2 separate regions of the Homo sapiens genome follow, and region 2 is linked to region 1. Evidence: chromatin contacts called from ENCODE Hi-C or POLR2A ChIA-PET data. All regions are on one chromosome and are shown on one strand. Each heading gives the region's core, a stretch centred on a gene start or an enhancer-like site at or near the end of the contact. The rest is flanking DNA. Distances are from core to core; before and after follow the strand shown. Region 1 holds the start of ITGB1BP2 (integrin subunit beta 1 binding protein 2). Region 2 overlaps LOC107985688 (a long non-coding RNA gene).

Evidence for each region. A loop is a pair of places that touch in the nucleus more often than their neighbours do. ChIA-PET counts read pairs that join two places held with the same protein, here RNA polymerase II (POLR2A). Pooled maps may share reads with other maps.
Region 2: a loop to region 1 is called in a pooled map, with 2.7 times the contacts of the local background. The contact joins the enhancer-like site here to the promoter of ITGB1BP2 in region 1. A Hi-C loop is called at or near these places in 2 of 50 pooled maps. POLR2A ChIA-PET finds 5 or more read pairs at or near these places in 8 of 52 experiments (AG04450, CD8-positive, alpha-beta memory T cell, HepG2 and 5 more).

The regions. Positions count from the first base shown.
Region 1 is chrX:71,300,500-71,306,514 of GRCh38, forward strand. It overlaps ITGB1BP2 (integrin subunit beta 1 binding protein 2), which reads left to right and starts at 1,251. Exons shown (of 11, transcript NM_012278.4): 1 at 1,251-1,371; 2 at 1,638-1,687; 3 at 1,778-1,834; 4 at 1,912-2,057; 5 at 2,763-2,857; 6 at 2,962-3,017; 7 at 3,128-3,198; 8 at 3,313-3,412; 9 at 3,688-3,801; 10 at 4,043-4,105; 11 at 4,466-4,872. The coding sequence starts at 1,308. The coding sequence ends at 4,693. It overlaps NONO (non-POU domain containing octamer binding), which reads left to right. Exons shown (of 12, transcript NM_007363.5): 12 at 1-669. RefSeq lists an enhancer at 3,049-4,248.
Region 2 is chrX:71,180,507-71,187,425 of GRCh38, forward strand. It overlaps LOC107985688 (a long non-coding RNA gene), which reads right to left. Exons shown (of 2, transcript XR_001755878.2): 2 at 2,876-3,511. Among named protein-coding and RNA genes, the nearest start is that of NLGN3, 39 kb to the left of the region's middle. RefSeq lists enhancers at 1,427-1,476, 1,533-1,827, 1,877-1,966. Within about 2 kb of position 1,550, at least 35 of the 41 ENCODE cell types and tissues checked have a DNase peak (open chromatin) inside an H3K27ac peak, as active enhancers do.

The sequences.
Region 1 (6,015 bases), core at 1-2,500:
TCTGCCTCCCGGGTTCAAGCTTGTCCAGGTTGATCTTGAACTCCTGACCTCGTGATCTACCCACCTCGGCCTCCCAAAATGCTGGGATTACAGGGGTGAGCCACCGTGCCCAACCTCACTTGCTTCTTATCCTTACACTCCCCCAGCCCCAGAGAAACTGCCACATACACCACAAAAACCAAACATCCCCCAATGACCTTAGCCCCATTGCTCCATTCACTCCCAGGTGAGAATTCAGGCAAACGTCCACAAAGGTCACAGGCAGCGTACATACGGTTCTGTTATACCCCATATATTACCCCTTCATGTCCTAAAGAAGACATTTTCTCTTAGAGATTTTCATTTTAGTGTATCTTTAAAAAAAAATCTTGTGTTAACTTGCCTCCATCTTTTTCTTGGGTGAGGACACCCAGGAATGACCCTTTTGTGTCTATGATGTTGCTGTTCACAGCTTTTCTTGATAGGCCTAGTACAATCTTGGGAACAGGGTTACTGTATACTGAAGGTCTGACAGTAGCTCTTAGACTCGCCTATCTTAGGTAGTCATGCTGTGCATTTTTTTTTTCATTGGTGTACTGTGTTTGATTTGTCTCATATATTTGGAGTTTTTCTGAAAAATGGAGCAGTAATGCAGCATCAACCTATTAAAATACATTTTAAGCCTTTTAATTTTCTGTGGTGTTTTTGAAGGGGAAAGGAGGGAGGGGAGTTATCTTAGGAGATGAGCAGTAGACTCTATAAAGGTAATCCTTTATGACCTTTGGATTACAGTATTGATCTAGACAAACATGGGGAGGAGGTGGGGATGAGGTGCATCAAATGGCTGGAGGGGTTGGCAAGGATTAGCGCTATTGATACTACATGGAAGTAATGATGGAGGAAAGCTGCCCCTCTGAAAGAGGAAGAAAATGGGCTTAATCCTCATCGAGCTGGGGGCGCGGGGGGGGTCTCAAAATTGGTATTTGTTTCTTAGCAGCTGCTGCTGTGTCCAAGGCTTGGAATTGCTGTGGTGAATCTAAAACTGTCTCAGTAGTGGTGAGCTGACCTCACCCAAGTTCAAAGCCCTACTCTGCCTGATCCTTTTTTCCTGAGCCTCAGAGCTAAAATGCCCCCGAGCTCTTTCCTATTGGCTGGAAAGACGAATTGAAGTTCCCTTGCCCATGTTAGGAGGTGTACGCCTCCTGAACTAAAGATAGAAACAGCTGGCCCTTCCAGGCAGCTAAAAGCCTCCAGACTAAGAGGTGTTCCCCATTCGGCAGCCAGACTCCTTGAAATACCCTTTCAGTAATCATTCAACCAACGCTTCCATGTCTCTACTCTGTCGTAACAAAGGCTGTGGGCAGCACTTTGACCCTAATACCAACCTTCCTGGTGAGTAAAGAATCCTGACCTGGCCAGGGGCTCTGTGTGGGTGTTGGGGACTGGTCAGCTGGGGGGCAGTGTGTTTGAGGAGCGGGGAAAGAAACTACCTGCCCTAGTTTAATTGGTCTGAGTGATCTTACAGCCTTTGCTGGCTTTTTTTTTTTTCTTCACATTATATGGGAAGAAACCATAAATAGAAACCCGGGGAAGAGGTGAAAAATGATACTTGGTATAGTTATCTTCCCTTCCTTGATAACTTCTACTGATGTCCACAGATTCCTGTTGCCATCACCCTGGGGTCCCAATCTTCCATGATGCACTTAAGGTGAGGAGTAGGTGAGGGGGGTTAGCAAGAGCATTTCCCAGAAGAGATAATACCCAGGAAGCTAAGCTGATCTGGGTCTCTTGTTATCAGGGTTGGTCCTGCTGCCGAAAGCGAACTGTAGATTTCTCTGAGTTCTTAAACATCAAGGTAAATTATTTATGTACTTGGATTCTGCCCCCAATAGAAGGATTCTATCCCTAATCCTATCTCCTTATCTATACTAGGGCTGTACTATGGGACCACACTGTGCTGAGAAGCTTCCTGAGGCCCCTCAACCTGAAGGCCCTGCTACAAGCAGTTCACTTCAGGAGCAAAAACCTCTGAATGTGATTCCAAAGTCAGCAGAGACCTTGCGCCGGGAGAGGCCCAAGTAAAGAGGAGGAGGCCCCTGGACTTTTCTTATTTTCATGTAGCTTCCTAGGAGTGATTAATGGGTCATTGAGGACTGGGAACTAGGGACCAGGGATGTGAGGAGGGCCAGATGTCAGGGTTTGGATGGTGTATATCCTGTGCCTTAGGGGAAATTTGTGTCTGGAAATAACGCCCTTTCCTCTAAGGTGGTGTGGGATGATGGGATAGATACCTGAATCAACAGAGTAGATAGCCCCTCACAAATACATCCTTAGTGTATAACACAAAAGGGATTGTTGAGAATGACTTCTCTTTCTAGAAAAGAACTTTAAGATAAATCTCATATCAAGAAAAGGATGTATTGTATTATTGGCAGCCAGGAGACTTCCCAAATTTTGTGGGAATAATAAGAGCAACAGAAGGAAGTCATATTAGGTCCACGATTAGATAAAGAGGAAGAGGATATGACTCAGTTCTGCAGAGAAAAGTGGTTAGGTTTAGAGCAACTGAGTAGATGGGTAAGAGAAGTGCTGGGGATTTCTCTAGGGTTCAGGTATTTGGGATGTCCACAGAGATGAAAATTGGCAATGGGGTTGCTACCCAACCTCTCCAACTCTGCCTCACTTTCACCAGGCTTCTTTAATTCCATTACCATCGGTGGGAGTGTTGGAGCTAGCAATCATAGCTAATGGGTCAGAACTAAATCACCACCCTTAACCCCTAGGTCAGAGTTGCCTCTGAAGCTGCTGCCGCTAAATATATCCCAAGCCCTGGAAATGGCATTGGAACAGAAGGAATTAGACCAGGAACCTGGGGCAGGTAGGTGGGTCTTTAGTAGGATCAACTTCATAGACTGGAATTTAGTGGAAGTGGCAATTGAGTGGGGGGATGGATAAGTTCCTGACTCTGTTTCCCTTGCCCAGGACTTGACAGTCTGATCCGGACTGGTTCCAGCTGCCAGAACCCAGGATGTGATGCTGTGAGTGAGAGTTTTGAGGGGCTCAAGCATATGGCTGAGGGATGACTGGGTATAGATAGGCTGAGTAGGATATACCTTAGAATGACCTGGTTCTACTTTATCCTTCTTAGGTTTACCAAGGCCCTGAGAGTGATGCTACTCCATGTACCTACCACCCAGGAGCACCCCGATTCCATGAGGGGTGAGGGAGGGGACTGGGTGGGCTATGAGGCTATGAGACAGGTTTCTCCTAATATTTGGTCATAAGATAATATTGGGGGTGAGAGAATTCAGTTGAATTATCTTCCTACTTCAGGATGAAGTCTTGGAGCTGTTGTGGCATCCAGACCCTGGATTTTGGGGCATTCTTGGCACAACCAGGGTGCAGAGTCGGTAGACATGACTGGGGGAAGCAGGTAAGCCCCAGCTTTCCTGAACTCTTGATTAGAACCCAATCTCAGAGGTAAATTCTCCTCCCTCTCTGTACCACATAGCCAAGCTCCCTGTCTTCTCCCTTTAGTATAGACCAAATAAGATTCTGCTCCTTATCCCTCAACAGCCCAGAGGTTTTGCAATATGAGGTTGTGTTAATCTTTTTGAGACTCTCTGTCTCTTCTCCACGTGCATCATGAGAACTCCCCTTCAGTTAAGAATTTATTCTTACCACCTGCATTTCACATCTTCTCTTTAGCTCCCAGCATCTTGCCGCCATGATTGGCACCAGACAGATTCCTTAGTAGTGGTGACTGTATATGGCCAGATTCCACTTCCTGCGTTTAACTGGGTGAAGGCCAGTCAAACTGAGGTGAGCAATGATCTGATGTTGGATGGGAGGATAGTCAATTGGGTGATACTACAATCTCACAGGCAGAGTTGCCATTTGCTGTTAACCTGTAGGCTCCATAGTACCCTTAGAGGAAAGGAGAGTTATTAGGTCAGGGCTGTCTGGCCAACCTGTGGATCATACCTCTGACCTGGTTATCTGTCGTAATGACCTATTCTGACCTTCTGGGTTTGTTACTACCCCTGTAATTCTTTTCTCTCAGCTTCATGTCCACATTGTCTTTGATGGTAACCGTGTGTTCCAAGCACAGATGAAGCTCTGGGGGGTAAGTGAAGACCAGGGGACACAAGAGTGGGAGGCAGATGGGTGAAAGAGCGGCTAGACTGGAATAGAGGGTGTCTTGAGGGAAGGAGTTGTACTAGGAAAATGGAGGTTTTCTCTTCATTTGCTTTCATTTTCTCTCTCTCTCCTACTCTTCCTATTTCCCTCTTTCCCTCCCCTCTTCCTTCTCCCTTTTCATCTCTCATTTCTTTCCTCTCTCTCCCTTATTGTCTTATTCCTCCCTTACCTTTTTTCTTACCTTATTAAAAATTTCTCTCTCTCATTTGTCACCACTCCACCCTGACCCCAATGCCTTTGATTTCCTCATTCTCTCTTTCTTCTGTTTTCCTTTGCTCCTCCTCAGGTCATAAACGTGGAGCAGAGCTCTGTCTTCTTGATGCCATCTCGGGTTGAAATCTCCCTGGTCAAGGCTGACCCAGGATCCTGGGCCCAGCTGGAGCACCCTGATGCACTAGCTAAGAAGGCTAGGGCAGGGGTTGTGTTAGAGATGGATGAGGAAGAATCTGACGATTCAGATGATGATCTGAGCTGGACAGAGGAGGAGGAAGAGGAGGAAGCAATGGGGGAATAGTGACACCAGACAGTTGATGTCTAGATAGGACCTCAATGATTCCCTTAGAATCTTAGATACCAGGATATTGTTGGCCATGTGGCATCATTGAGCAGCAGGAGGCTGAAGGAGGGGAGAACAAAATTGTCCAAACCATGCTGTTTTTTTCCCTTAAATAAATCTTGTATTCTTCAGTTTCACATAGTGTCATTCTCTCACCTCACTATCTAAGATTGTATTTATTACCCCCAACTGTGTGTTCAACACACATTGTGAAAACAAGCACATGCACATTCAATCTATTCCTCATAAACACCAGGTATTTACTGAGTACTCCCTATGTGCCCAGTTATGTGTTAGGTGGTTTAGAAATATCTGAGAAACAGAAGACTTACTCATTTCTCTCAACAAAGTAACAACCTGGCTGACAAGTCAAGACCAATCTACATGAAATAATAATAAACATTATCAGGTAGTTTAACTGAGTGCCAAATTGTGCAGTACAGTTTTTAAGAGCTGTAGTTGAAAGAATGGAAAAGTTAATGTGGACAGTAGCAAAAGGGAAGACTCCGTGGTGGAAGAAGTCCTTTTTTTTTTTTTTTTTTTTTTTTTAGACGGAGTCTTGCTTTGTCGCCCAGGCTGGAGTGCAGTGGTGCGATCTCGGCTCACTGCATCCTCTGCCTCCTGGGTTCAAGCGATTCTCCTGCCGAGTAGCTAAAACTACAGGCGCTTGCCACCATGCCCAGCTAATTTGAAATACAGTTTATTTTTTTCTTTGGTTGCTTATGCTTTTGATGTCATATCTAAGAAACCATTACCTAATCCAAGGTCATGAACATTTGTCCCTACCTTTTCTTCTTTTTTTTTTTTCTTTTTTTTTTGAGACGGAGTCTTGCTCTGTTGCGCAGGCTGGAGTGCAGTGGCGCAATCTTGGCTCACTGCAAGCTCCACCTCCGAGGTTCACGCCATTCTCCTGCCTCAGTCTCTTGAGTAGGTGGGACTACAGGCGCCCGCCACCTCGCCTGGCTAATTTTTTGTATTTTTAGTAGAGACGGGTTTCAGCGTGTTAACCAGGATGGTCTTGATCTCCTGACCTCGTGATCTGCCCGTCTTGGCCTCCCAAAGTGTTGGGATTACAGGTGTGAGCCACCACGCCCGGCCCCTATGTTTTCTTCTAAGAGTTATACAGGGCTGGGCGCGGTGGCTCACGCCTGTAATCCCTGCACTTTAGGAGGCTGAGGCACATGGATCACCTGAGGTAGGGAGTTCGAGACCAGCCTGGCCAACATGATGAAACCCCGTCTCTACTAAAAATACAAAAAATTAGTTGAGTGTTGTGGCAC
Region 2 (6,919 bases), core at 300-2,799, 120 kb before region 1:
CCTGGTCCCTATATTACAGGGCTGCCAGAGTGCATGCCCTCTAACTGTACCGGCTAAGAAGTAAACAAATTCCTTTTTATCTTTTAGTTAAGACAAGGCTGCAATTTTTGAAAAGTAACATTTGCTAGGACACTAATGAATAAGAAAGTAACCAAAAGAGGTAACAAGAGAACACACAAACAAATGGGCTTACAGTGTTCACATTTCTTATCTTGTATCAACTAAAGTTTAACCATAGTTGGCCGGGCCTGATGGCTCACACCTGTAATCCCAGGACTTACGGAGGCCGAGATGGGCAGATCACCTAAGGTCAGGAGTTTGAGACTAGCCTGGCCAACATGGTGAAACCCTGCCTCTACTAAATAAAAATAAAATAAACCCCATCTCTACTAAAATACAAAAATTAGCTGGGCATGGTGGCACACTCCTGTAACCCCAGCTACTCGGGAGGCTGAGGCTGGAGAATAGCTTGAACCCGGGAGGTGGAAGTTGCACTGAGCTGAACCACTGCACTCCAGCCTGGATGACAGAGCGAAATTCCATCTCAAAATAAATAAATAAATAAATAAATAAATAAATAAATAAATAAATAAAGCTTAACCACAGAGGAGGCCAGGCGCAGTGACTCACGCCTGTAATCCAAGCACTTTGGGAAGCTGAGGCAGGTGGATCACCTGAGGTCAGGAGTTCGAGACCAGCTGGGCCAACATGGTGAAACCCCATCTCCACTAAAAGTACAAAAAATTAGCCAGATGTGGTGGCAGGTACCTGTAATCCCAGCTACTTCGAAGGCTGAGGCAGCAGAATCACTTGAACCCGGGAGGCGGAGGTTGCAAGGAGCCGAGATCGTGCCATTGCACTCCAGCCTGGGCAACAAGAGTGAAAACTCCATCTCAAAAAAAAAAAAAAAAATCATAGAGGAAGTTATCTGGTACAATGTATAGGGCACCTAAGCAAATCCTTTTTTGCCAGGGTAACCTTTCCCAACTCATGAGAGGTCAGAGGTTAGACAAAGCTGCGTAGACCCGAACCTGAAGGTTGGTGCAAAAGTAATGGCGGTTTTTGCAATTACCTTTAACGGCAAAAACCGCCATTACTTTTGCACCAGCCTAACAGATCTAGTGAGTTTCACAGTCCCTGGTGGAATCGGTTTCCCATACTGCTCTCAGTGCAGAGACCCTAGTGGGTGCCTTCTGTCCTGGCACGTGCTGCTTTCCGGTTCTGCGGTTACCCTGGCCCTTGGGTTTCCCCCACCCTCCTCCCATCCTTTTCAGGCTCCCGGAAAGAGAAGACCCCCAGTGAAACTCCACCCCTTCACATAGTTTTGATGACTTAGGACATGTGTTCGGACAAATACAAAAAAATGTGCTTACGATTCTAATTAGAAAAAGACACTTAGAATTGAGACTGCTTCTGAAAATCTGATCCTGTGCTGGCAGTTCCTGTTGTTCTCAGCTAGTATTTCGTTTTAGTCCCCTAAAGTGGCCATGTGACCTTGATAGCAAACGCCATCTTTCTGCGGAGCCCGCCTGAGCTGCGGCAAGCTGCTCTGACGGCTCGCTAGCAATCTGCCTTTTCCGATTTCAAAATCTTTAGACCGCCCACCAAAACCCTTTTTCCGGTCGGAGAGGCCCGGCAGGCTCTCAGGTCATTTGCGGAGCAAACGTGATTGACACGATCTGCGTCTAATGAATGTTCGTCTGCTTCCCAGCTCGGATTACTAGTTCCGCTCCCTTTCCCAGTTTGTTTTTGATGACTCATCCCTCAAATTCTTCACACACTCGCCTGATTCCCGCCCCTCCCGTCCTCTCTCTCCTCGCTCCCACTCGACGCCCACCCCCCACCTCCGCCGCCTCGCCCTAGGGAAGTGGATTTGGTGAATCCTATCGAGGATCGTTTTTTTACAGTGTATTTTGAACATATAGAAGCAAAAAGCACAATTTCCGTACAGGAAAGAGGAGGTTCATTTCCTTATAAGGAGCTTAACCCCTCACTGTTCTTTGAGCTTTTTCTCGTCCACAAGATCGGGGTGGGAGCAGGGGCAGGAGAAACGACAGCGGGGCTTTTGCCACTCAATTTCCAGTTCAATTCCAGAACCCCCGCAGCTCTGAGTCCCTAGCAAAGGTCAGCTGCCTTGCCCCAACAGCCGGCCCCACTGAGGGAGGAGTCCGGGGGAGTACAGTCAGGGTTGAAAGTTTACAAACATTTCTCTGGGTCTCGGGCATCTGCAGTGGGCACCTGCGGTGGGCACGTATGACAGTTTTGCCGGGGGCTGCAAATGCAAAATTGCAGCCCTAAAGAGGAAACAGACCTTCAGTCGTTAATAGGAGGAGGGGGAAAGGAAGGGGGAGTAAGAAAAGTAGGGAGCTGAGACTGAACTAACAAGCTCTTCTGGACCCAGACCCCTGAAATAGGCGAATGAATGGACTTCCACCTGCACAAGAAATCCTAGCTTTCCTGGATAGGGTCAAATGAAGCCAATAGAACATCCATAGTGAGAAGTTGGCAAGAGACTGGCTAAATTTGCCCCCTTTGGGCTGCTTCTTGTAGTCTCATTTGCTCTTTGATGCTCACACAACCATCACCACTTCTCTGCTGTGTCTCTTTATCCCACAGCTAAAGCATGTGATTGAAAACTTGCAGTTTGACCTAAGTTTAACACTGCCTTGTATAGGGCTTTGTGAATAATGGGTGCAGGATCAATTCCCCGGAGCCTGAGTATCATACCAAAGGCTAGAGACTCAGGGGCCTCCCAGTCTGCAAAGTGCTCTCAGACTCAGGCACATATTCTGAGGGAGCTTTTGCATTTTGGTCTTGGATCTCCAGGAGAGGACAGGAGTTTGCCGATTGGGAAAACAAAGAAGGTGCTAAGAAATAGGTGACCACCTTATTTTTTTATTCCCTCCTAAGCAGCCCCGCTGCTCTCCCTTTGGAGGCCCCTTGGCTAAGTCTCATCCAAAGTTCATTTGCATTGTCCAGCTTGCCCCTCTGGCCTCAGAGAGGAATGTAGCCAATGAACAGGAAAGAGGAGGCATGCTTTCTGTCCCTGCTGGGGTGGAGAGTAAGTGGAGACACGAATCCTACCCCCTCCCCAGTTTCTGCTTCCAGCGCCTCTCCTTCATCTTCATCACAAAACATTTCTGAGGCATTTCTCTGTCCAAGACTCTGTCCACATTACTTTACACGTAGTCGTTGCCTTGACAATCAGAGACAACAAGGGTTGAGTGACACTAAAAATGCAGAAAGCGGCCAGGCACGGTGGCTCATGCCTGTAATCCCAGCACTTTAGGAGGCCGAGGCAGACGGATCACTTGAGGTCAGGAGTTCCAGACCAGCCTGGTCAACATGGTGAAACCCTGTCTCTACTAAAATCACAAAAATTAGCTGGGCATGATGGTTCATACCTGTAATGCCAGCTACTCAGGAGGCTGAGGCAGGAGAATCGCTTGGACCTGGGAGGCGGAGGTTGCAGTGAGCCAAGATCGTGCCGCTGCACTCAGTGAGACCCTGTCTTAAAAAAATAAAATAAAAAAAGAAAATGCAGAAAGCACATACATGCAGGGTGGGGAGAAGTAGGTTCATGTGTAAAATGTGTAATCCACAAATGTTCACACCAGCCACACATCTGGGGTCAGTGCAATTTCAGGGGGAAGGAATCAGGATAAATGCATGTAACTGAGATGAAAAGTGGGAGTGGGCAATCGTGAGAGTTTTTTGTTTATCTAGGCAGATTGGGACCAGGAAAGCTATTGGCTCTCAACTGCAAAGGATTCCTAGAGGACATGGGATTGCAGAAATAGCTGAGTGACAGAACCAAATGGAGATAAGGTATTTGCCTCCCGAGGTGGGAGTGGGATTAGCAAATGGAATCGACTTTGATCAGGAAATGGAATAACCAGTGATTGTTATTTCTTTTCCTCCTCCCCTCTCAACACACGTTTGTTGAGTGCCAATTCTGTCGTAGATACTGGAAACATAAAAACAATAACGATAGAAAATAGTTCTTGGATATTTACTTAGGTGCCAGGTATATATTAAGCATGTTATCTTCTTTAAATCTCACAGTGACCTTCTGATGTAGGTATCATTATCATGCCCATTTTGCAGATGAGCCAGCTGTGGTTCAAAGAGATGAAGTGACTTACCCCAACACCACACAACTAGCTGTAAGTGAAAGAAGTGGGATTTGAATCTAGGAAATTAAAGTCTAGAGCCTGTGCATTTAATCAGTATGCTCTACCTTATCTTTTAGAAGGACAGTGATAGAAGTTGGATTCCTTTGGTGACAGGGGATGCTAGAACAGGGAGGGTCAGGACTTTGAGAGCAGACAGATGGTCCAGGGTAAAGCAGAAGATCCCAGAAGTAGAAGCAGAGCCTCAGCCAGCTATTTAGACAGGCAGGTAGAGCAAGCATCTGGGTAACCAGGATGCAGCAGAAGCCAGGAGGAAGCCCAGACAGGCAGGTGGTTGGCAGCCAGAGTGTCTGGCAGCCAGTGACAGAGGCCCTGCCATGGGGCCTGGGCTTCCAGGGAAGGATGCCAGGTGTCAAAAGGTCTGGCAAGAGCTAGACAAGCACTATCCCTGTGAAGATGAAGGTGCCAGATAGGGCACTAAGGTAGGACGCAGGAGCTGGGGGCACCAGAACAGGTGCTTCAGGAAGGGGCTTCTGTACAACAAAGCAGGAAACAGTCTACGAGAGCAGGGACCAACTTCACTTATTCACCCTTCCATCTACTCTTTCAACAGCATTTTTTGAGCTCTTGCCATGTTCCAAGTACCATGCTAGGCTCTGAGGTAACACACAGTCCGGTAGGGGAGCCAGACCTGTTTTACAGGTATCTCCAATACTGTGTGATAAGTTCTATATTAGAGGCACAGACAAACTGTGTGGGGATGGGGGTAGGGAATACTAACTTATCCTGACAGAGTTCGCAAATAATTTTTTCTTTTTAGATGGAGTCTCACTCTGTTGCCCAGGCTGGAGTGCAGTGTTGCGATCTCGGCTCACTGCAACCTTTGCCACCCAGGTTCAAGCGATTCTCCTTCCTCAGCCTCCCAAGTAGCTGGGATTACAGGCATGGGCCACCATGCCCAGCTAATTTTTGTATTTTTAGTAGAGACGAGGTTTCTCCATGTTGGCCAGGCTGGTCTTGAACTCCTGGCCTCAAGTGATCCGCCCACCTCAGCCTCCCAAAGTGCTGGGATTACAGCCATGAGCCACTGGGCCTGGCCCACAAAGAATATTAACTCTGAGCTGGGTCTTTAAAGAAGAAGAGAAATTTTGGCCGGGCGCGGTGGCTCACACCTGTAATCCCAGCACTTTGGGAGGCCGAGGTGGGTGGATCACGAGGTCAGGAGATCATCATGAGGTCAGGAGATCAAGACCATCCTGGCTAACACAGTGAAACCCTGTCTCTACTAAAAATACAAAAAAATTAGCCGGGCGAGGTGGCAGGCGCCTGTAGTCCCAGCTACTCGGGAGGCAGAGGCAGGAGAATGGCGTGAACCCGGGAGGTGGAGCTTGCAGTGAGCCGAGATCGTACCACTGCACTGCAGCCTGGGTGACAGAGCAAGACTCCGTCTCAAAAAAAAAAAAAAAGAAGAAGTAGAGAAATTTTCCAGGCTCAGAGTGGTGAGGAGGATTTCAGGCAGAGGGAATAAAGTTTTTAAAGAGTAAGGCACATTTGGGGGACAGTAAGCAATTCATACAGGACAATGGGTACATGGTAGGGAGGGGTGGGGAACATGAATCTGAAGAAGACCTAAGGCCAAATTATAAAGGCTTTTCTGAGAGCTGCTGAAGATCTTGGATACTCTCCCATAGGTAAAGGGGAGCCAACTGTGGTCTTTATGTCAGCAAGTACCTGTATTGCACTGGGGTGTTTTAGAAAGACCACAGGGGACAGTATCTGGTTGCACTGGAGGCAGGCAGATAACTCAAGATGTTCTTGCAACTGTGCAGGCAAAAAAAAAAAAAATGATACGAGCGGCCGGGCGCGGTGGCTCATGCCTGTAATCCCAGCACTTTGGGAGGCCGAGGCAGGCAGATCACAAGGTCAAGAGATCGAAACCATCCTGGCCAACATGGTGAAACCCCATCTCTACTAAAAATACAAAAACTAGCTGGGCATGGTGGCACATGCCTGTAATCCCAGCTACTCAGGAGGCTGAGGCAGGAGAATCACTTGAACCCAGGAGGCGGAGGTTGCAGTGAGCCGAGATTGCGCCACTGCACTCCAGCCTGGCAATAGAGCAAGACTCCGTCTCGAAAAAAAAAAAAAATGATAAGAGCTTGAACTAAGATAGTGACAGAGAGGATTAGTTCGGGAAAACATTTCTGAAGGAGAATTGACAAGACTAAGTGATTGATGTGGTCAGTGAGGGGGGAAAAAGGAGTCAGAAACAACTCAAAAAAATTTTTGCTTGAGAAACTGGGCCTGTGGTGACATCATTCATATAGGGACTGGGAATCTAGGATGGGGAGCAGGTTTTATGGAGGGAGATAAGTGATTCAGTTTGGCATATGTTGAGTTGGAGGTACCCAGTGATGTGCTCGAAGACATTTAACTACTGGTTCTAGATGGTGGGAAAAGGCTTGATGAACCAATTTCTGTGGTAAATACTCCCACCCCTAATTTCAAGCCACCCCTAATGTGACATCAATCACTCGAAAAATTCCTAAAATTTTAACAATTGGTCTCAGAGACCCATGGAAAGAACTATACCAGATACTCTGAGAGCACAGGCTTCTGATGGCATTGCTTAAATAACTTTGAGACTGTACCACTGGACTAAGTCGAGATTTCCAGAACTCCAGTGGAGAAGCCAATGGGATCACAAAACTGCTAACCCAATATCTTAACAGAACAAGAATTAATTACATAGGACTGAATAAACTGATGAAAGATTATTATGGTTT